Regions from separate parts of the Homo sapiens genome. Here region 2 is linked to region 1. A link is a contact called in ENCODE Hi-C or POLR2A ChIA-PET data. All regions are on one chromosome and are shown on one strand. The core of a region is the stretch at or near the end of the contact, and the rest is flanking DNA. Distances in the headings are between cores, read along the strand shown.

Region 1 (4,045 bases), core at 1,271-3,770:
AAAAGTACACTACATATGCACTATATTAATTAGTATCAAGTGACTGCAACATATTTATATTAAAAATCAGAAAACAGTTCAAGATGCTGCTTATTCTTTCAAATGACATCAATTTATTTCAGCAAGGAAGCAGTCTTTTTTCTCAATAATCAGATACACTACATACTAAAGAAAACATTTCAATTACAAATTAAAATCATACATACGTTCTTTATTGCTGAAGTGATCAGAGTCTTTCCACATTAGTGGTATTCGAATATCTATAAAGAAGGGAAAAAGAAATGACAAGTAATAATTTTGGTAAGTTTTATTCTTTACAGTGACCTGAACCTCTGCATTCCATAATAATTCTGACTACTATAGCTAAAATAAAGTGTTATTATTTAACAGCACATTTTCTAGACATTGTTTATAGTTTGTACTTTTAAAAAGTTAATCTGTCAAATTTTTGTGAGGTAAAAATATATTCTTCTTATAAAAATAACTGTTCTAACTCCATATATATCTGTTTCTTCCTTACTGATTAATTATGACATCTTTATCATATATGCCATTCTGAGTAAATGTCTGTTCCTTGGCTATACTTTTATGAATTTGAATCATTTATTAATTACTGTCTAGCTAAATACCAACACCATACTATTTTTCTTTTTTTTGTTTTTTGACAGGGTCTTGCTCTGTTGCTCAGGCTGGAGTGCAGTGGTGCCATCATGGCTCACTGCAGCCTTGAACTCTAGGGCTCAAGCAAACCTCCCACCTAAGCCTCCCATGTAGCTGAGATTACAGGTGTGTGCCATCTGTTGCCCAGGCTGGAGTGCAGTGGCACAATCTCAGCTCACTGCAACCTCCGCCTCCTGGGTTTAAGTGATTCTCCAGCCTCAGCCTCCCGAGTAGCTGGGACTACAGGCATGTGCCACCACGCCTGGCTAATTTTTTTCTATTTTTAGGAGAGATGGGGTTTTACCGTGTTAGCCAGGATGGTCTTGATCTCCTGACCTCGTGATCCGCCTGCCTAGGCCTCCCAAAGTGCTGGGATTACAGGCGTGAGCCACTGTGCCTGGCTGCCTAATTATTATACTTTTTTTTTTTTTTTTGTAGAGACAGAGTTCACTATGTTTGCTAGGCTGTTCTTCAACTTCTGGGCTCAAGCAATCTGCCCTCCTTGGCCTCCCCAAGTGCTGGGATTACAGGCATGAGCCACCATGCCTGGCAACACTATACTACTGTTAACTATTGTACCTTTATAATATACTTACTAATTTGTTAGATATATTTCTTTTTTGAAAACACCTTACTCTTACTTGCTAATTTCTTTATATAAATTTTAGAACAAATTTTGTCAAAATTTCCCTTTCCCAAGTGTTTTATTAGTATTCCATTATCCAAATTAATTTGGGAACTGATAACTTTATAATATTCTATCTTTACACAGAATAGCATAATAATTTGTCTTTACATTTTTATTAAGGTTATTCTTGAATAATTAATATTTTTGTTTTTTGGAGGTTTTCTTGTAAAGGGTATCTTTTTGCTATTATATTTTCTAATTAGTTATTGTTGATTTTAAGATAAACTACCACTTTTTGTATATTTATCTTGAATCCAGCCACTTTTACTGAATTCTTTATTCATTCAAATAGTGTTGCAGTAAATTCTCTTAAGTTTTGTAAGTCTACAATCTATTACCTTTTTTTTTTTGAGACAGCGTCTTGCTCTACCACCCAGGCTGGAGTGCAATCGTGCGATCTCACTGCAACCTCCATCCTCCCCTACCACCCCTGCCCCCGGGGTTCAAGTGATTCTCCTGCCTCAGCCTCTGGAGTAGCTGGGTTTACGGGCATGCACCACCACACCCGGCTAATTTTTTGATTTTCAGTAGAGACAAGGGGTTCACCATGTAGGCCAGGTTGGTCTCGAACTCCTGACCTCAAGTGATCTGCCTGCTTTGGCCTCTCAGTGTGCTGGGATTACAGGCATGAGCCACTGTGCTGGGCCTACAATCTATTATCTTCAAACAGTATTCAATTTATCTATTTATTTACTTTTTAAATTTTATTATTATTATACTTTAAGTTTTAGGGTACATGTGCACGACGTGCAGGTTTGTTACATATGTATACATGTGCCATGCTGGTATGCTGCACCCATTAACTCATCATTTAGCATTAGATATATCTCCTAATGCTATCCCTCCCCCCTCCCCCCACCCCACAACAGTCCCCAGTGTGTGATGTTCCCCTTCCTGTGTCCATGTGTTCTCATTGCTCAATTCCCACCTATGAATTTATTTTCAATAGTTTCATCTTTTATTCTTATTATTTTAGCTAGAACTTCTAAAATTGTTAAATTATATTGGCATAACAGACATTGTAATTTTGTTTTTGATTTTTATGAGAATGCTTTATTGTTTTGTAATTATGACTTGGCTGATATCCTGCCAAAAAGTCCACTTCTTCTTGCTTGACCACAGCTGCTGACTCATTTCATTTCACAACTGTACTTATTCACAGCTGTTCTTGCTCTGTTAGGATTAACAGAGCATTAACTATTTACACTATCATGGGAGGGACATGGATCCTGACTTCCTTTGCTGTACACCCACAACCTGTGGGTCAGCCTTCTTCTATCCCATGCCGAAGAGAGGAGGGTAGATATCAGCTCCACAAGAGGAGAAGCTGGATACCGATTTTCCAGGTAGTCTTGTGCTCTTCAGATAGCAATGGATTTGTAACCCATCAACTCTATTTCTGAATTCAGCTTCCAATGATAGAACTTCCTTCCAGATTCTTGCAAATGGCTCAGTTTCAGTTTACAGTACTCTAACTTTTGTCTTGTTTTATGTCTTCATTGCCATTTTAATGGTAAACTGGGAGAGTCATAATAAGACAGCTGACTTGATGCTATCAAGTCCCAGAAGTCTGTCTATCATTTTCAAAAGTGAAAACTAAGGTACTTGGTGAACTGATTTGGTTTATTCATTAAATTAGTAGTCGGTGACTAAGCTAATTACCACAATATAATTACGGTAAATACTACATTTACATATGGTAAATATTTGATGTTCAGCAGAAATAATAAATTTGTGATTTAGTTTCATAAAGACCTGGCCAGGGAGTGATGTAGCTGGAAACAGAAAACCCAGGTATTTTCTGGCTATCAATGTAATCTCAAAACATTATGACACTTTGTTGCAAATATTCATCTTTACCAAAACAAAGGTCACATTTTCATCCCAATATCAAGAAAAAATGGATTTATAAAGGTGAATTCATTTTTTATTTTGTTTTTACAAACACATACAAGATATAATTAAGTCTAGGCAAAGATGAAAAGACATTACGTAAGTATCCGATTTTCTCAGAGTTTCCGTTCCTTAATTTAAAATTATCTTTTGGAAAGAAGAAACACATGCAGAAATAAGTTCAATTTTTACACTTGAGTAATTGTGGGCAGGAAATAGTTTTTTATTTTATTTTAAATACTTTTACTTGAGCCTCCTTCTAAATGTACAGTTATTTCTAATATTATGAATTGCTACAATCAATAAACTGTTATGAAATGACAATAGATGTTGACTATCATGGCATTTGAGTGTTTAACAGCAACTTAACATATGTCATTTATATACTGAGTGACACTATATTAGAAGCAAGAAATGAAGGATATGTTTAGTTTTTATAAAATCTCAAAGATCTATAGTAATTTATTCACAAAAAATTTATTGCACATAATGAACAATACCACATAAAAATACATGTTTGATAGCAAAAGAATACAAGGATAAAACATGTTTTGTTTTGTATTATAAAGATAAAAACAAATATAAATAACTATAAAACAAGCAACAAATTTTTACATATTCCAGTTATTTTCTGAAGAATATTTTGCTTAGCTGAATGCAATTCTTCAGATTTTGGCCATTTACGTACTTTGTAAAATGTAGGTCTACCGTCCTGTGTGATAATTTTGTTTATCCAGAAAAATATTACTAGAAACAGTTCCTTAGGTGACAGTACCTCAAATGTAGCAGCAGGCTCTCTAGTAC
Region 2 (4,076 bases), core at 1,089-3,588, 260 kb before region 1:
AAGAGGAGAAGTAATAGAGAGAAATAATAATACCATTGTCTTCACTTAGGCTGAAATGTGCTTTCTAAGGGGTTAAAAGTAAAGAATTGTGCTGGCGAGGTGTGTTCTGTGCAATGGTCATCTGTTTTTGAGATTATCTTCCAAATAAGGCAACACCAAGCTTCACTTAGGGATTGTTTTGAACACAAGACTGGAAGAGATTCTTTAATACTGCAATCTGAAACCAGAAATTTGCGTCTCATAAAAATCACGAGAATTCTCAAAGCCACCAGCCCACTGGAGGGTCTCTGAGAGGTACCTGGGAATACCATGAATCTGACAGGGCTCTTCTCAGAGGTTCAGAGTCAAGCAGAAGGCAGCTGGGGTGTGTTGAGAACAGTGTGAGATTTAAAATAGTGCCAGGCAACTTGCCCCTGCCATTAGCTGGATGACCTTGGGCAAGTCATTCACCTCATTGAGCTGCCTGTGTCCTCCTGTATAAAATGGGACTATTCTTGACAGACCCTAAGAGAGATTCTAGGAGGATTGAATGAATCTAAGCACATGAAAGGGCTTTATAAATTTGGGAGTGTTATACAGATGAGTGATTATACCATGCATAATAAACTATTTGTAATTATACAGTGTTAAGCTGGCTGTGTGTGCTGAGAAGGAGAGCTGAAGGGAGCAGGGCAATTGCTGTAATCAACATTCGGGTGTGTTATGTCCCCAAAATGTGATCAGGGAAACACTAACTTGTTGAGGTGAGCCATGAATGACAAAAAAGTGGGGGAGGGTGAGGAAGCGGATGGGAGAGGATTTCATGGTAAAATAAAGTCAGAAAAAGCAGCATCTTCCCCCCTGTGCATTAAAATGTCCATTAGCATGTTAAAGGCTCCAAGCTGTTTGTGTAACTTTTTGTTAAACTCAGTGTTTCCCGTGCTGTGGTGCCCCTTTTCCACATAACCCTTGGTAACATACTCCCTTCTTTCTCAAGGAACTAGTGTTCCTTGGCATACTTTGGAAAACAGCTTGCAAAGCAATAATCAGACAAGTACCTACGGGGCGTTCACTGTGTGCTACATTAGCCTGACTACTTTGCATCTTTTAACTACTGTTAAAGACCCCCCAGGAAGTCACTGTTCTTAAGTCCATTTTACAGTTTGGGAACCCAAGGCTTAACAAAAGGAACCAAAGGAAGACTATAGAGATGGGGTTAGGGTGAAAAGAACCATGAAGACATCTGGGCACTAGTAAGAAGCAAGAGGAAGACATAGTGCTACCTGGTGAAAGCTGCCGTCAGGGTGGAGCTGTGGCCTTGGCCAGAGCTGCCAGGCCAAAGCAGAGATGGGGCAGAGAAGAAATATGACAACTTCTCACTCTTTCCCACATGCGATCTGTTAGGTGTCTCCCATTGGCTGAACAAGCAGAAGCCAGCCAGCCCATGAGGGAGCCCAATGATACAACATTCAGGGGTCACAGAGCAAGGAAGAAAGAATGGGTAATAGATCCGGGAGTAGGATGAGAACAGAGGGACAGTGAATAACCAGAAAAAGAACCAACATTAATTAAAAATCTATCATGTGCTTCGCTTGTTTCCAGGGTGTTAGGAATTCAGACATGCTACAGACCTAGCTCCTGCCCTTCAAAGAACCCATATTCTGGAAAGGAGAGTCCAGCTTGAACAAGTAAATGCAGCCAAGTGTTACAGAGTAACTGTATCTTAGAAATTAAGCTGATATTCGTGATCCAAAATAGCAGATTTCTGGCAGCAAGACTATATTCTCTAGATCAAGGGTCAGCAGAGCCAGATAGTAAATATTTTAGATTTGTGCACCATAAGGTCTCTGAGGCAAATGCACCACTCTATAATCACACAACTGTGCCGTCGTAGTGTAAAAGCAGCCAAAGACAATATGTAAATGAATGTGCATGACTATGTTGTAATAAAACTTTATTTACAAAAACAGGTGTTGGGCTGAATTTGGCCCATAGTTTGCCAACCCTTTCAAACAGAAATAACCTTAAAGAAATATCTGAGAGATACCCAGAAACAGGGATCTGTAGCACTGGTAACTCATGGTATGAAACCACAGAACTATCACTGGAATTAATATAGTAGTCACGAGCAATTTGTTTATTGTCTTTTATGAGAAAAGAGAGGTAGGTTTGGATGTTAGAGATTGGGGAAAAGGGGATATTTGCTGTGGAAATGATTTTCAGCAGATGGTAGGTACTTTGGGAAAGGTGGCTAAACTAGAGCCATCCTCCTCCTGTCTTACATCAGCTTACTCAGTACTAACCCTGTACAAAAAGGAAGTAAAACAGAGCACATCTGTATCATCAGCTTTCAATGATGTTCTTCCATGGTGCACTGTGACAGCACATTAGAAGGTGCCGGAGTTTTTATATGACTGCTTTGCCGTGAGATTAAATAGTGGTTTCAGTTTCCAGTAGGTTTCATAAGTATCTCTTTCAGCTGTTAAATTACTTTTAGTAATGTGCACACTAGAAAAAGAAAGAAAGAAATATCCATTCTGAACAACTGGGTGTCATGACAGAAAACAGAGCAGATGGTTTTGTGGACATGGCACCAAGTGAACCTGTAGCTGGTTACAGCAGAAGGATATGTTTAACCCAGAGGAGAGGGCTCTCACCAGGTCTTAACAGTTGAAGCTTTTAAGAGATTATTATTTTACTTTGAATTGATTTTTGTTATTCACCAGAAACCAAAGGTGGCAAGCGAGAATCTCTACTAAAATAACTATACTTGCTAACTTTGGGTCTTTGTTGGGGCTTTGGGGTATCAGAACAATGAAATAACAGGCACTGTGAGGCTTTTCCTCCTGTTCTGTTCTCCTCTCCTAGCTATATTTCAGAACATCTTATCTCAAGATAGTTGGCCAAAAGGAACCTGTACACAGAACAACCTCATTTTTCCCAAGTGCCTCTTCGGACCCAGGACACAATGATTTTAAAATTTCTTTTCAGGCAGACGCTCTAAAGAGAGCTATGCTGTTCAATAAGGTAGCCACTAGCCACCTGTGACAACTAAGCCCTTGCAATGTGTCTTGTCCACTTCAAGAGATGCTATAAATGTAAAATACACACTATATTTTGAGAGCTTACTATGAAAAAATAATGTAAATATGTCACTAGTAATCTTTTTTTTTCTTTTACTTTTTTTTTTTTTTTTTGAGTCTTGCACTGTCGCCCAGGCTGGAGTGCAATGGTGCAATCTCGGCTCACCGCAACCTCTGCCTCCTGGGTTTAAGTGATTCTCCTGCCTCAGCCTCCCAAGTAGCTGGGACTACAGGCATGTGCCACCATGCCTGGCTAATTTTTTGTATTTTTAGTAGAGACGGGGTTTCGCTGTATTAGCCAGGATGGTCTCGATCTCCTGATCTCAAGATCCGCCCACCTCAGCCTCCCAAAGTGCTGGGATTACAGGCGTGAGCCACCGTGTGCGGCCAGTAATCACTTCTATTGATCACATGTTAAAATAATATTTTGGATATACTGGGTTAGATAAAATAGCTTACTAAAGTTAATTTCACCTGTTTTCTGTTTACATTTTCAATGTGTTAATTACAAGTTGGCTCACATTGTGTTTCTATTGAATAATGCTGCTCTAAAAGATTTTTGAAAAAAATAATCCATGTATTCCTTTGCCCAGTTTTAAGTGGACATCTACATTTTTAATCATGTTTTGAATAAATTTTGTGTTAATAAGTAAAAAATGTTAAACATGATAGGAAATGAAATAAGATGGTGATTAACTATAATTAGAAGACATATTACATATGATTTGATAAAAATCTGAAGTTTAAATCTGTGTTTAATAAAGCACAACAGTTCTAAAATAAATTATCTAAAATTTTTATGCATAGGTTTATGCAGTTTATGTCAAAAAATCTGGTAGCCTTGCCGTGCATTCCAGCTACACTTTAATGGATCAGCATCGTTAACCTTTATTAGTTTGGCTTTTCTGAATTTAGAGCATCATAACACAGGCCAAAGTACTCTATTTCTAATGCTAAGCTTCCTCTTGAACAGAACTATGTGCAAAAAGGGAAAGATCAAAAGGCTATGGCTTG

Evidence for each region. Hi-C counts contacts between places; a loop is a spot of excess contacts on that map. ChIA-PET counts read pairs that join two places held with the same protein, here RNA polymerase II (POLR2A). Pooled maps may share reads with other maps.
Region 2: a loop to region 1 is called in a map with no recorded cell type, with 9 times the contacts of the local background. The contact joins two enhancer-like sites. A Hi-C loop is called at or near these places in 4 of 168 maps with a recorded cell type or tissue (A673, PC-9, endothelial cell of umbilical vein and 1 more), 17 of 37 single-sample maps with no recorded cell type and 20 of 50 pooled maps. POLR2A ChIA-PET finds 5 or more read pairs at or near these places in 12 of 52 experiments (HEK293T, MCF 10A, OCI-LY7 and 7 more).

The regions. Positions count from the first base shown.
Region 1 is chr10:62,240,936-62,244,980 of GRCh38, forward strand. It overlaps RTKN2 (rhotekin 2), which reads right to left. Exons shown (of 12, transcript NM_145307.4): 4 at 207-260. Among named protein-coding and RNA genes, the nearest start is that of LINC02621, 16 kb to the right of the region's middle. Within about 2 kb of position 2,521, at least 12 of the 41 ENCODE cell types and tissues checked have a DNase peak (open chromatin) inside an H3K27ac peak, as active enhancers do; they include OCI-LY7, where a contact is called at or near this core.
Region 2 is chr10:61,985,778-61,989,853 of GRCh38, forward strand. All of the region lies in intron 3 of ARID5B (AT-rich interaction domain 5B), which reads left to right. Among named protein-coding and RNA genes, the nearest start is that of ARID5B, 86 kb to the left of the region's middle. RefSeq lists enhancers at 484-1,146, 1,146-1,285, 2,386-2,635. Within about 2 kb of position 2,339, at least 7 of the 41 ENCODE cell types and tissues checked have a DNase peak (open chromatin) inside an H3K27ac peak, as active enhancers do; they include OCI-LY7, where a contact is called at or near this core.